2 separate regions of the Homo sapiens genome follow, and region 2 is linked to region 1. Evidence: chromatin loops called from intact Hi-C (ENCODE). Cell type or tissue: endothelial cell of umbilical vein. All regions are shown on one strand. Links, peaks and the distances in the headings refer to the core of each region. The heading gives the core; the rest is flanking DNA.

Evidence for each region. A loop is a pair of places that touch in the nucleus more often than their neighbours do. Peaks named below come from ENCODE experiments on the same cell type or tissue, not always from the same donor. Only the 100,000 strongest peaks of a DNase experiment are listed, where the experiment ranks them.
Region 2: it touches region 1 in a loop (11-fold over the local background); 2 of 110 quality-filtered maps call a loop at or near these places.

What each region holds. Positions count from the first base shown.
Region 1 is chr10:3,921,134-3,929,014 of GRCh38, reverse strand. All of the region lies in intron 1 of LINC02660 (long intergenic non-protein coding RNA 2660), which reads right to left. Among named protein-coding and RNA genes, the nearest start is that of LINC02660, 13 kb to the right of the region's middle. In endothelial cell of umbilical vein, for the core only: no CTCF peak of the experiment used is centred there; a DNase peak (open chromatin) is centred at 4,464; H3K27ac peaks cover 2,299 bases.
Region 2 is chr10:4,350,573-4,358,453 of GRCh38, reverse strand. No RefSeq gene overlaps it. Among named protein-coding and RNA genes, the nearest start is that of LINC00703, 30 kb to the left of the region's middle. RefSeq lists an enhancer at 4,233-5,432 and a silencer at 6,503-6,797. In endothelial cell of umbilical vein, for the core only: no CTCF peak of the experiment used is centred there; DNase peaks (open chromatin) are centred at 4,323, 5,043, 5,623 and 6,523; H3K27ac peaks cover 4,183 bases.

The DNA.
Region 1 (7,881 bases), core at 1,533-6,532:
CTTCTACTCTTTCTCACCCCTCCCTTTCTCCTTCTCCTGGTCCCAGCTCATTCCACCCAACAAGTTGACTTTCTATCAAACAGTCTGTCACTTGAAAGGAGGCAGGATTTCTATATTTACTTGGGAATCTACAGACTATAAAAAGCCCTTTATTTTGACTGGTAGCAAGCCATTTGCTATATTTATAATGCATGATTGCCATTTTTCTGCAGGTATTCTTTTCTCCATTTAGAGTAACATCCTTCAGAACTCCAGTGTCTTATCTTTGTGTCATCCAGAGCGCCACGTAGAGTGACTGTGAAGTCAACAGTTGGGTAAATTGCATTCATCAATTTTAAATGTCATTGTGATATATCTTTTCAATATGTGTAATAACATATAAAATACACATGGAATCTAGTTACAGTCAAGTTGACAGTCTCTCATGGGGACAATTTAAGTATTAAAAGCTATAAATATATATTTACTAGTCCTTTATTTTGCTGTTGTGTATTTTGGTAGTTTCTCTTACAATTCTCTTAATAACTGCTTTAGTCTCTGAGCATAATAAGTGTCATATATTTATTTATATATTTGTATTTTTTCATTGTAAACTCAGTTAAAACATAAAGGAATCAGGGCAAAAGCAAGACAAAACTTTTTCTGTTGAAATGCAGATAAGCAGATAACATAAACCCAGACCAAAATGCACCTTATATGCTATTATGTGCACAGTTAATGCTGCTTGCACGGGATGTGGAACAGCCAGGCACTGGGCCAGCTCTATGAAGATGGGTGGTTATCACCAGATATTGCTGGACTTAAAATAGTATAGTGTGTCTGTGTGTGTGTGCGTGCGTGTGTGTAAGTGTGCACATACAGGCTGAGGTATGTGTTTATTTTTCTGGAAAAATAATCAAGAAAAAGCAACAATTTTGGGGGAAGAATGTGATGAAGGGAAAAGTTTATTTTATAGCTGTCTAGTCTGCTTAAATGTTCTATGTGAAGGTCACTTATTGTTAACCATGAAAAAAAGTCAGTCCAAGTTATCTTGGTGCAATCAAAATCACACTTCTTTACACGCCTCTGTATTTTAAAATCAACTAAAATTGATGGTGTTTTGGGGGGTTTTGTTTTGAGACAGAGTCTTGCTCTGTCTCCCAGGGTGGAGTGCAGTGGCACCATCTTGGCTCATTGAAGCTTCTACCTCCTGGGTTCAAATGATTCTTCTGCCTCCGCCTCCCGAGTAGCTGGGACTACAAGCGAGTGCCACTACGCCTAGCTAATTTTTGTATTTTTAGTAGAGATGGGTTTTTGCCATGTTGGCCAGGCTGGTCTTGAACTCCTAACCTCAAGTGATCCTCTTGCCTTGGCCTCCTGAAGTGCTGGGATTTCAGGAGTGGGTCACCACACCCAGCCCTAAAAACAAGTTATTTTAAAATAACTAAGTTATGACCTATTTGGGGCTTTGATTAATAGATAAATATATGAATGTAGAGAATGTACTTAAATCTTACACATTCTTTTAACACCTTTCCTGTACTTTATAGGTTGGCATCGCTATTTCCACTGACTTGCTGAATATTCTGTAGCATGAAGTAGAGAGTTTCTTTGCAGATCTTCTATGCTGGTGCGGGATGTTCTACATTCTTCACCAGGTGCGGGCAGTGGGCAGGCCACCATGTGCTCTAAGCACCCAGCATAACTGAGCCAGCCCTGCTGCTGAAGGGAATCCCAGGAGACAAAAATCACCTGCTTTGGTTGCTGGCACCTTCATCACCCAGGAATTTTACAGTTAGTGTGCTAACTGCTCCGAAGCTTATCATCATCTTTACAGTCACCTACCACTTTACAGATGCGGGAAGGAAAATACGAGCTCAGACACACCGCCAGGTCAGGGAGGCGTCTTTGCTGACTGCCGTCAGAGGGCCCAGCTGCAGCTTTGCCAGGTGAATTTTCTTCTCACCCACAAGAATTTTAAAAAGCAAAGACGGAGATGCCCACATCTAGAAAAAGAGCTTGTTGACATGCACTCAGGGTTTTCGTGAGGAATGAATCGTGTTGGGAAATCCCTGCCTACTGGCCACCTTATCTATGCTCCCAGCACTGAAAACTCTGAGAATTTTCTTCCGCTGCCAATTCCAAGAATGTAGCACATTGCATCACGTCCATTCTCAAAACGAAGGCCCACCCGTGGGAATAATTTAGAATATGCTGCAATGGGAGGGGGGCGAGTTTGGGAGGGTAACGGTTTTGGGAAACTGTTATTTCTTTGAAAAAGATGATGTGATGTTTCAGGCAATTTTGGCAATGCATTACTATTTCAAATCTCTTTCCACCTAAATGTGCCAATGGTGCCTCAGACATATTAATTCTGGAGATCTTCTTTGTTAAAAGGAAGGTAAGCCATCCTATCTCGTTACCAAAACCACAAAGTTTTGGGATAAAAGGAGTGATGTAAAACAGCCCCAATGCCTCCTCTCCTAACAGCAGGGGTCATATCCACCTCCTCGTTATGATCGCTTTAAAATTACAGAATTCATGCAAAGTGCACAGAACAGCAGGTGGCCAATGCCTCTTTGTCTACCACAAAGAACAACACCAACAGTAACAGCCTCTTAGTGGTATGATCTGAGATTTGAAAGAGCTTGGGAAAAAAGACAGTTGTGGAGGGAATTGTGGATGATTCAAAGTGTCTTGCTCTACCACATTCCTCTCCATGTATCCATATTTATAATTATTCCGTGACACATTTCAGATGGTTTTCATTCATGAAGCTCTCTGCAATGTACACCACGTACGTAAGAATTATAAAGGAAGGAGAAGAACTCAGACTGGAGAGTATATATACATATATAATAAGATATATATGGCCAAGGCGGGCAGATCACAAGGTCAGGAGATCGAGACCATCCTGGCTAATATGGTGAAACCCTGTCTCTACTAAAAATACAAAAAAAAAAAAAAAATTAGCCAGGCATGGTGGCATTGCACCTGTAGTCCCAGCTACTCGGGAGGCTCAGGCAGGAGAATCACTTGAACCCGTGAGGTGGAGGTTTCAGTGAGTGGAGACCAGGTCAGTGCACTCCAGCCTGGGCAACAGAGTGAGACTCTGTCTCAAAAAAAAAAAGATATATAAAAATCATATATTTGTAATATATAATAATATAAAATAAGGAGATAAGTAATTCAAGTTGATAAAATGCATTTATTCCATTAAAAATATTATTATAATTAGGATTCAGTTTTTACTGATATCTCCATTGCTGGCACTAAAACAAACCTCTGGACCAGTATAAACTAATTCAGAATTATTTTTTGCTTGCTTCCTCAAAAGATGTCTTTTCCTCTTTCTGCATTGCAGCTGCCTGTCTCTGGGTTCCTGGCTCCTGTGTGGTGACAACCCCTTCCATCCCATGCCTCCCGGTGAATCCCAGCCTCTCCAGTTCTTAGTCGGCCTGGCCCTCGAACTCTGACTGCAAGCCTGTGGCTCTCCTGGATTCCACATTCTAGGACCTGGAGTTTCTTCACATTTCACTGGCTGAACCCCACAGCACTCCGTCCCCTTTTCATTGCTATTGCTCTACTGTTTCCTGTGGTCCCTGATTATGTTGGGCCTCTCAGAGGCTTCGGGTAGACTTTTCTACTAGACTGTGAGGCTGTGGCCATCTGCATGTACAACACAGGAAGGCCTTGTGGTGATTACAGTCATGAAAACTTTTGTCCCAGCACATAGGCTGAAGGATAATTTGACATGAGGGTGAGATTTGACTCCATTTAATTGGACATTAAATGAAACACATAGCATGCCTTTATTTGGTATTTAAATTATATGTTAGAGAAAATACTTTACATGCTGGGTGCAGTGGCTGACGTCTGTAATCCCAGCACCTTGTGAGGCCAAGGCGGGTGGATCAGTTGAGGTCAGGAGTTTGAGACCAGCCTGGTCAACATGGTGAAACTCCGTCTCCAATAAAAATACAAAACTGTCCAGGTGTGGTGGCACACACTTGTAATCCCAGCTACTCAGGAGGCTGAGGCAGGAGGATCACTTAAACCCGAGAGGTGGAGGTTGCAGTGAACTGAGATCATGCCACTGCACTCCAACCTGGATGACAGAGCAAGACTCTGTATCCAAAAAAAAAAAAAAAGAAGAAGAAGAAGAAAATACTGTATATTCTGTATATTCATAATATTTTTGTCTGACATTTGACATTTTGAGTATCTGGTATTATAATTCTATCATAAACAGTGGCCCAAGAACCTACATGGAACTTAGGAAGCTTTTTCCCCATAGAAATATAAAGTTATTTACAAATTAACCTTTAACATCCATCAGTTTGTACACTGGGAACTGATTTTACACAATTTTTACTCTGACCCACAGGTCAAAAGCGACATCATCACCTCCTGAAGGCAAGTCCACACTGGGCCCCAGGAGCTGAGCTGCTGCTTTTCCGGTTGACACATTTCCTCACATGCTTCCATCAATTCTTTCTGTGGTCACCACACTCCATGTTAATTACCACATCCTTTGCCTTGCCTGTGTTGGATTCTATTAGTGGCTCAGCCTAAACTCTAGACAAAATTGAGTCATCCCGCTCTACTCTGACATGGGATAGTCAAGAACAACTATGTGGAGACCGTATTTGGCGATTCCATGATATTAGAGACAGAAGCTTGGGCTGGGGGGAAGAACAAGCCATTTCAGCAGTGCCCTTCCCTTTCCTTCCTTGAGGAATTCTTATCAATGTGAGGTCATTAATACCTGAAAGACCAAGAATAAAATAGGGGTTTTGGAATGAGGTGCCAGGCAGGTAGGAAGAAAGGGTTGGAAATGTTGACACAAGCCCCACCCAGCTCATCAAGGGAGCACATTTGGGTTTGAGCCCAAAGCTCTCAACAGATGAAACCCCATCTCTACTAAAAGTACAAAAATTAGCCAGGCATGGTGGTGAGCGCCTGTAATCCCAGCTACTCAGGAGGCTGAGACAGGAGAATAACTTGAACCCGGGAGGCAGAGTTTGCAGTGAGCCAAGATGGCACCGGTGCAATCCAGCTTGGGTGACAAGAGCAAGACTCCGTCTCAAAATAAAGAAAAAAAGAAAGAAAGAAACCAGCTGGGCATGGTGGCTCAAACCTATAATTCCAACACTTTGAGAGGCTGAGGTGGGCAGGTTGTCTGAGGTCAGGGGTTTGAGACCAGCCTGGCCAACATGGTGAAATCCTATCTCTACTAAAAGAACAAAAAAATTAACTGAGCATGGTGGCATGCACCTGTAATCCCAACTACTCAGGAGGCTGAGGCAGGAGGATCACTTAAACCCGGAGGCAGAGATTGCAGAAAAAATAAATAAATAAATAAAAAGAAACCATTTCTGGAGTGGCCTCTCTCCATGCATCCCTCAAGAACCCACAGAAAATGATCAAGTTGGGGGTTCTGCATCCAAGCCCACCCTCTCAGCTTCTTGCTTTCTGCCTTAGATAAGACTAAAAGATCACAACATGGCAGTACTCCTTGGAAAATACTTAATAAATACATAGAAGTGTGCAGGGCAGGGCAGCCAAGGTCTGGACATCCCAAGTCTATGCCGTGAAATAGTTCAGAATAATCATTCCAAGACTCCCACAAACACACAGCAGAACTGAGATGAACACTGAGTTTCCACGATTGTTACAAACAACAACCAGCTGTGGGACATGGCTGGTTCCCTCTTCCTTACGGTGCAAGGGGCACCATTCCTCAGCCTTAGATATCAGCCTGTTATTCCAGCAGCCAAGCACTAGTGCTTCACCTCGGCAGGTGCACTTCCATACCCACAGGTCAGCCAGTGACCCAGCCTGGACAGATAAATGCCCTAAAATGGGTGAGGATTGGTAAGAAAGCAGGAAATCATCTTTTCTTGAGATCCAGGAACTTTGCAGGGGCTGCCTTTTCTACTACGCAGAGAAAGCATGTCTGAAGATGAAGCCAGCATTATGTGAAGCAGAATTGCAAGACACACACTGAAAAACAGAATTCCAGTAATATTATTGAGCTCCTGGGTTTGGCAGTACCTAAGGACAGCCCACTCCTGGGACTGCTACCTTACCTGAGCCCCTTTGGTTTATTCTAACATGATGACCGGGTGTGGTGGCTCACGCCTGTAATCCCAGCACTTTGGGAGGCCAAGGTGGGAGGAACACTTGAGGTCAGGAGCTTGAGACCAGTCTGGCCGATGTGACAAAACCCCATCTCTCTTAAAAGAAAAATACCCCCAAAAAAATATTAGCCAGGCATGGTTGTGAGTACCTGTAGTCTCAGCTACTCAGAAGGCTGAGGCAGGAGAATCACTTGAACCCGGGAGGTGGAGGTCGCAGTGAGCCGAGATCGTGCCACTACACTCCAGCCTGGGCAATGGACTCCATCTCAAAAAAAAAAAAAAAAAAAGCTGTATTTCTGCTACTTATCATTCTAAGATTCCTGACTACTGCTCCACAATTTTTTGAAATAGCATGTTTTAGAAATCATATAAAAACAAAAACTGCAGGCTATATTCACAAAGGGTCACTATCAATCATGCAAACTGCCTCTTATCCATTTATCCATCAGTTCTTAATTTCATGACAGAAAATTAATACCTTATTTTTGAAATAACTTTTAGTTCTTGTAAGGGTCTTCTAATTAAATCCTTATGCAATGCAACTGAAATAACACCAGAAACACGTGGATTTGTCAAGTAGTCAATGTGTATTTTTATAGCACTTTAATTTTTTTTGTACTCAGGCTGATAACGCTGGGTAGTTTTCTCTTTAAGCAAAAATAGCAGGTGAGAGCTGTGTACTAACAAGATGAAATCGCCATATCAGCCATCAGTTCTAGATGGCATGAATCCACACAGACCCTATGACTTAGAGAATATGAGGTGCCTAATTCAAGACGGGGGTTCATCTACATACAGAGAGGGAGGAGGTTATTCAGAAAAAGGAACATTTTCTTTTCTTCTCTTTTCTTTTCTTTCCTTTTCTTTTTTGAGATGGAGTTTCACTCTGGTCTCCCAGGTTGGAGTGCAATGGCGTAATCTTGGCTCACTGCAACCTCCACCGCCCAGGTTCAAGTGCCTCAGCCTGTCTCAGCCTCAGCCTCCCGAGTAGCTGGGACAACAAGCACACACCACCACGTCCAGCTAATTTTTGTATTTTCAGTAGAGACAGGGTTTCGCCATGTAGGCAAGGCTGGTCTCAAACTCCCGACCTCAGGTGATCCGCCCACCTAAGCCTCCCAAAGTTCTGGGATTACAGGCATTAGCCACTGTGCCCAGCCAGAAAGGAATGTTTCTAACCTATCCCAAGTGTATCCTTGTCTAGAGCAACACCAGAATATCATATCAAAGTGGAGGCTGCTGGGAAACATCCTTTCGGTAGGGAGGGGTTAATGGACGAGGATGGAACACGTCTCCTAAGGCAGCCAAAGAAATGGGGATGTGCAGGCACCAAAGCACAGGGCGTGTGTTACGTGATGGAGAAAAAGATCTTACTAGGTGAGAGGAAAAGAAAGAGGGAGTAAATATTTGTCACTGCTATTTAAAAATAAAATTAAAAAGAGTCCAGAAGCAATGGCTCACCCCTGTAATCCCAGCACTTTGGGAGGCCAAGGCGGGTGGATCACCTGAGGTCAGGAGTTCGAGACCAGACTGACCAACATAGCGAAACCCCGTCTCGACTAAAAATACAAAAATTAGCCAGATGTGGTGGTGGGTGCCTATAGTCCCAGCTAGTCGGGAGGCTGAGGCAGGAGAATCGTTTGAACCCGGGAGGCAGAGGTTGCAGTGAGTTGAGATTGTACCACTGCACTCCAGCCTAGGTGACAGAGAAAGACTCTTTCTCTAAATAAATAAATACTGAAAGTAGATTGCCTCTATG
Region 2 (7,881 bases), core at 1,908-6,907, 430 kb before region 1:
CATTACATATTTTAATTATTATATATGCAGCATATGAAAGTCAGGGTGTACAACCACCAAATCCTAAAAAGACTGAATTTAGAAAATTACCTGTTTTCCTCATTCAACAAGCTATATTTTCACAACTGTATTACAGTATAGTGATATATAAAATAATACACTAGTTCCCATGCCTGAAAATACAAAAAAAAGTGGAGTGTATTTTTTTAAAATCCTGAGACCCATGCATTTTGGAAAGTGATGAAATCTTACTTATTAAGAAATGGATAGCTTTCTAAGTAAATATCTCCTTTCATCACCTTGAGATGTTATTTCTTGCCTTTGGCCAAGTTGGCCCTTACAATTTCTCCTTCAAATTTTTTGAGCATGAAACCACACTAAGAAACATGTCTCAGAACTGGTGAAAGCTTAGCTTATATATCAGATTAAGTCTTAAGTGAGAATATGGTGCTGGGAAGAAGAAAGTGGTGTGTGGGAAACATGCACAGCCCTGAAGCAGGCAGGGCAGGTGCCTGCTCTTCATGGGAGGATGTGCTGCCTGGAGAGGGCCACAGGCTCGGTGTGGCTTTGCCTCCACTTGTCTTTGCTAGTTTATCTCTTCCTTCTTTTTATTTTATTTTTCTAGTTACCACAAAACTGTCTATATTTACGGGGTACATAGTGAGGTTTCCGTACATACAATGTATAGTGATCAGAGTAATCAGCCTATCATCTCAAACATTTATCATTTCTCTGTGTTGGGAATATTTAGCATCCTCCTTCTAGTGATCTGAAGCTATATAATATATTATTGTTAACTATAGTTATCCCACAATGCTATAGGATACTGTAGAATACTAGATACCTTGCTCATATCTTGCACTTTTAGGATAAAGAAGGCTAATAAGTCAGCTAAGTTTGGGGGGTCACTAAATTGTTGTCCATATTAGTATCTAGAAATAAATGGGTGGAAAAACAGCCCCAGGGCAGGCGGTGAGATCCAGGAAATTTTCTGTTATACCCTACTGAGCCTCTTTAGTCCTTGCTAGCTATGTTTTCCTACTTCTTTTTTTTTTTTTTTTTTTTTGAGATGAAGTCTCACTCTGTCACCCAGGCTGGAGTGAAGTGGCACAGTCTCTGCTCTCTGCAACCTCTGCTTCCCAAGTTCAAGTGATTCTCCTGCTTCAGCTTCCTGAGTAGCTGGGACTACAGGCGCCTGCCACCATGCCCAGCTAATTTTTGTATCTTTAGTAGAGACGGGCTTTCACCATGTTGGCCAAGCTGGTCTCAAACTCCTGACCTCAAGTGATCCATCCACCTCAGCCTCCCAAAGTTCTTGGATTACAGGCATGAGCCACCATGCCCAGCCTGTTTTCCTCTTCTTTAAAAGTCTACTTTTCTACTTGAGCTTGATGTCTACTTTCTATCCAAAATCCAACGTTGTAAAGTTCCCGTGACGCCAAGAGCTTCCACCTTTATGTGCATCAACTTCTAAAATCATGTTTCTTCTTTCATCATAAAAATGTGAATTGCTGGTTTTCAGTAAATGCTTTGATGTACCTAAAAGATTGTTCAACTTTTTCCCAACTTTTGTTAACTCCAGTGACCAACCACTTATCATTAAAAAATGTCCAAATCCTTGCTTCTCAATCACTAATTATGGTGGCCCATGAAAGAGATGGTCGAGGATCCACTGACCCAAGAACAAGGGTGGATACCAAGCCCAAGTACTCCACAAAATAACAAATTCTGTGAAAGCAATGCCAACATCTAATGAATTAGAGAATGAATAGAGTCCATGTAAATATGTATTTTGAGCCAACAAGATAAAGGCAATGAGAAGTGAGAGTAGAGTCCATGAGGGTTATTGCTGGATGGAAGAGTGTTGAGTCACTGAAGAAAGAGAATAATGTACTGCATATTTCCCTCCAATAATTTTGAGCCCAAAAGATGATATGCAGAGGGGAATCGGCCAATTTTTGAGACAAATATAGTTGAACCAATTTGTGTTTTCAGACACAGCCCAAAATAAAATGCATTGTCACATTTAGCCAATACTGAAAATAAATTAAAATAATGAAATTTCCACAAATGGTTGGTTTGAACACATGGTACAAGGCTGACCTTTTTTCCTTCTGGTTAAACACAGATGTATATGATTTACTCATAATCCCTTCATGCATACATTTTCAGCTATGGTTTATTTTTTCATTGTAGTAGCAGTGTTTCTTCTGTTTCCAAGTTAAAGGGTTTCCTCAGTTCCATCTAATTTCCTTTACATGGAATTTAACCTCTCCTCTTATCCCCAAAGCAAAGTTTACTGGAATTGACAGTCTAATTCAATGAAAAAGAAAATTGCATGTCCTCAAATATGTAGCCAACCCATACTCAAAGAGCTACATCAAAATAAAGACTAGAAACTTGTTTTTACTAAGTGGTTAGCTTGGTAAAATTTGTGAACTAGAGTAAGAGAGGCAAATTATTTTGGCCTTCCTGTTAGTGTTTAAGGCAGTTCTAGTGTTTGGTGAACTTGGCATCTCACACACAGATACACAGAAAGTCACCAAAATAACTGTGGCCACTTTTTCGATTGTGAAATATAAGTCAAGTTAATAAAATGGACTTAATTCTTCATGATCCACGTTCATAGAGTTGATACTTCAAACGTTTGTAGGGTATAGGAATTGAAAACCTAGATTTGAGGTCTCTCTCAGTTACGGGGAGTATAGTGCTGACCTCACTTCATTTCAATGGCCTGGTCACTAAAATGAGGATAGTAATGAAATCTTCCTCAATGGTTGTTGGGAAACTTTCCCCAGATGAATGTACTGAGAGCTGAACTGAGATAGTCAGAAGCCACAACACACATACAGAATCTGACTTCTTTGTAGCCCTTATCAGAGAAGGAATCATTTAAGGTTCTTAAGAATTGTGAATGACGTTGAGTAAACTCCCAATAAATATTAGTTATAATTGCTGACTCACTTAAATAGAATGCCACCTGGTATTCCTTGAATTTTTGCTTCTTGTTCCTTGAATAAATGTGTAATATGAATCATTAACAAAAAAGAGAAAAAAGTTGCTGTTTTAATTTGGGTTCCCTGAAAAACATCTTGAGAAAAGGGTTGGATTGTAACCCAAGAGATGGGCTCTTCCTGACGTTCAGTTCTTGCTTGGAAAGTGGAGGTAATAAACGATTTCATTTTATTTTGTTTTCCATCCTGTATCATGAAAGAGTTGGAATAAGAATGTAATAGGACACAAAGACAGCGCTATTATCTTACAAATTACTTCATTAGACAGAGAAAGTATGCATGTTGGTGAGAATTTAAAAATGCATTTTGCTTGGATAGTGTACAATTCATAACAGGGACTTAAATGTAAAGCGTACAAAACAGGAACAAATATTGTAAAAATCACCTTTACTAAGGCATATGAATTCTATCAGCTGCCTGGCATACTGTGGGCACAATTTACAAGTATTAATACATTTACTTCTCATTCAGTGCTTTCAGGGAGCTACTAGAAATTCTCCCATTTTACAATTAGGGAAATTCAGGCTCAGAAACTTCTGCATCCTGCTCAAGATCATCTCCTGTCGTCTTGAATCAGTATTTGAAGGGGAATAGCCTGAGCTCATACTCCACAAGCGTGGCCACAACTCCATGCCACTTGTTCATTTATCTTTTGGGATGCCTTGTAATGATTGGCTTCATGTCCTCTCTACCTTCTCAGCTAACAGCTCAGTGACAGCAGGGTTCTTTGTACCTTATTCACCCTTACGCTGCCTGTGCCTCACACAGCGCCAGACACCAAGGAGGTGGAGAATAGATACTCGTCGACTGATTTGTCATAACATAGAGCTGCTCATTTCCACCTGTATTTCTGGTGAAAGAAAGAAAAGCTGAGGTCAGTTTTATGGGCCATTAAATGTTTTATGCTCCCGGCAAAGCTGACTCAGTCCCCAGGCAGGTTGTGTTCTGTGCTGCTATGTTTCGTCCACAAGAGCTGGGCTTATACTTCAAATAATACATCCATTCTAATCACAGAAAATGCATTTTCAGTTCTAAATCAGTCACTCGTGTTATATTTGAAATATACTTTCCAGGTTCAAGCACCTTTCCCTGTGATGGACAGCTTTGTATTTAAAAGAATCCAGATTCCCTTTGTTTGCACTGTACTTTCTCCTAAAGAATTTGAGAACTCCTGTTAAACACAATGCTTTTGTTGGAGGTTACAGGTTGTTTTGATTAGAAAATGTAAACAAAGTAGATTCACATTGTCCACAGAATCTGGAAATTACACCTTTACCAGTTATGGTGTTTATGCTGTTTTCTATCCTTTTAGATAAAATTTACCAGAGGAAATGACTCAGCAATGAAAATATTATGTTGTCCAGGTGCCAGTGTTTTACAGGCTGGTGGTAGTGAAGACGTTAGGTTGAGAGTAAATGTCCTTTAAATAAATTGTGTGTAACCTTGCCTATTCAGGAACAAAAATGAAAATCAAGAAGAAGAAGGAGGAACAAGAGGTGAGAGAAAGGGATAGTTGGTAGCGTATGTTGGAGTTTTATTTATAGTAACTAGCTAGTAAACCATTAATATATCAGCATATTGATGGGTTTTTCCCCGTGTTTTCTTTGAAATCTCTGACTAGATTTTGTGATTAAGTGTCACTCTGTAAATGATAAAGTAAATGAGACTTCATAGTGAATACTAATATTGAAAAAACTGAAAACAGGATTATAAAAGGTTTGCTTTTTGTATAGCAGCAAAGCAACTAGGATCTGTTTATAGAAGTAGACATTAAAAGCAGAGTCTCCTACTAGCACCTTCTGAGAGAACCACAACCCTTATTTAACAGTTTATCTATTTTTGTTTCTAACACTGGCTCCTAATTTGTCCATGTATTAAATATTTTCCTGGAAGAGTATGACATAAACCTGCAAACATCCCAGTGGTTGGAGAGATGCTTAACAAACACAGATGGATGCTGGTGATATCATAAGTACCAGACCCGAGAAGCATCCTTTTACATTTTTCAATCAGCCACTTATCTAAAGAGAATTCATATCTTTCCCCGATCCTCCCTACCTCCTCCTAGAAATCTCAGCCCTAGCCAGGGACATGAGTCGAAGGGCTTTTCTTTCTCTCTGGCATTATTATAGGAGGACAGTGTGAGCGCTGCAGCAGGTCTGAAGTGAGAGGAGAAATGAGAGACCTTTGCTCCATGGCTGGGCAGAGGCAACGCAGTCCACGCGGATGTCCCTGCTGGGCTATTGTGTTCTGAGATATGGAACTCGGCAGTGGTCGTGATGCCCCCAATCACAGTGGAATTTAATCATTTCTTATCAAAGCATTGTCTCTTCCAGATATTTTTCTCACTCTAAACAGCCGGCGGGAAAAAAAGAAAAGATAAGAGGAAGAAGGGAGCTGAGAATCTTTTGTGAAAGGTGAGGAGGTGAGAAGGTGAGGAGGCACCAGCCACACTGAGGAAGGAAGGGCTGTTGCCAAGAAAAATGCTTCTCCATCATAACTTGTCCTTTCCTCTGCTTTTCCTCCAGCTCTTTTCCTCCTGAACACCACTTAGTGATTGGCACGAAGCACATTTTACCCCTCCCCAGAGGCAGCCGACCTGCAAGACCTGCAATAGTCACACTGTGTTAAAGAGCATCTACGCGGGAGGTAGTGCTAACCTCAACAGACTTTCAGAGGATCCAAGTCTGTGTGCATTCGGCAGGAACGCAGGTCTGTAAAGTGACAACACAGCCATTTCATAATCACCCATCTGTAAGACATTTATCAAGAGCCTGAAAGCCTGATAACTTATCTCCCCTCTTGAAAGGGGTATCCTAGTCCAGAGGATCCCAAGACTTCTCGGCTTGCCAACCTTTTAATTCAATCCCCAGGATGATTTCTTGATGTTTAGCAAAGCTACTCACCAGGCTCTGTGAGTGGAAAACTCTGGGAAGTGTTCCCTGAAAGTGCTCAGACCCTGGCAGAGAACAGGGTCTTTGTGCTGTGAACTCTGATCCTGTCCTGTGGGCCTGAACCTAACACATCCTATAGTGTCCACCAAGATTTGCATCAACCATGTCCAGGTCCTCTGCAGATCATCCCTGGGAATGCTCAGGCCTTTGGATGTGCTTTCATAGCTGGTCTTTGCTTTCCTCTTGTCTCTGGGTCTCCAGAGGGACTCCACTGTCTTGCTCAGCTCTCTAAGCCCAGAGTCTGCACAGTGCCTGAAAGAGAGCATGTGCTTAGTGAATATTTATTGTGTGGATAAATTGATGACTACATGAATTAGAAACAACCACTCAGCCTTATAGGGTAGCTGTATGTGGTAGGCAGAATAATGTGCCTCCTCCCGAAGACATTGTAGCAGAGGAAAAAATGTATTTTTCTTACGCCAATCTTAAGTTCACTGATTGAGACCCTGCAAACTAGACTGATAAAACATAGATTAACAAGACAAAAACAATCAGGAGTTTACTAACACTCACATCCTACATACACATAAGAAAACCCAGTGATGAGTCACTCTACTGGGTGGTTTGAACTTGGGCTTCTATAGCATCTTAACAAAAGAACAATTAATTATTACAGTGATGGCAAGAGAAAGAAAACGGACATTTAGTTTCCAGAGCAGCAAACTGGGAGATAGTAAACATATGAGGCTACAAGGCAAGGGCTAGTGAGTGAGGTTTGTTAGGTCAACTTCTGTGGACCCTACAGGATGATAAGGGGCTAGAGTTTTTTCGGTGATTAACTCCTGTCCTTCTGGGTAGAGAGAAAGGGAGACACCTTTACAAATGATGCCCTGCCTTAGGCATATGGGAAGGGTTTGAAAGATTTTCTTGTATTAGCATATTCTCAATTGTCTTTAGCCCAAAAGAATCCTTATGCCAAAGTGGCATATTTTGGGGTAGCATGTTCTGTACCTCCAAAGCTTGAATTGATTTTATTTCTTCTCTGACTGTGCAAAGGCACTAAAATGCAAGGATGCAAATCAAATCTCAGGCTGTCTCTAAGACACAGGCCAAGGGACAGCTTTCTGAATAGTGAACTAAGGGGATATGTTAATAAAACAAACTGATACAAAAACGTATGTTCAGAGATAATTTATGTGGTAGTTACATGACAGCCTCAAAACACAAGATTAAGATAGAGAAACCAAACCAGGAACTAATAAGAAAATCAACCATTTTCAGGTTCAACCATTAACTCCAACAAGGATAAAATTGCCAAACAAGTTATTTAGCATTGTGTGAGTGAAATATGTAGATTTCCATATATCTTGTTATCTGGCTGACTGACTTGAAGTCATTTTAATTGAGTCAAGCCTAATCCATGCAGTTTTTTGGAAGTAGAATCCAATAGCCAGGGTAATGTCAGTTGCTATGACAAGCATCCATTCAACTATACAATGGCTCGGAAAAAAAATGAGGTCTGTTTCTCATTCCAAGGTGATGGAGGTCTATTTATCGTTCAAAGAATGTGCAGAAATTGGTGTTCCTAGTCAATGGATGGCTCTTTTTAAGGAAGTGACTCAGAGACCTGGGTCCTTACATCCTATGGTTCCACCAGCTTCAACACTTCCAAGGCTGCCATGCTCCTGTGCATGAAGGTGGTGAAGAAGAAGATAGCATTGGGAATTGTACATGACAGAGTTTTATGCCTGAAAATGGCGAGTGCCACTTCAGTTCTCATTTTATAGGGTAGATATATGTCACATTACCATTTAACTGCAAGAAACCCTAAGAAATATGGTTCTGCCATTTTTCCGGAGTGAATGGAAAATGAGTGAGTAGTTACCTGGTGTCTGGCACTAGAAATCAGGGAAGTATCTGTGATATACCCTAGCTAAAGCCCTGGGAGTTACCACCTCTCACAGTTGATTGCA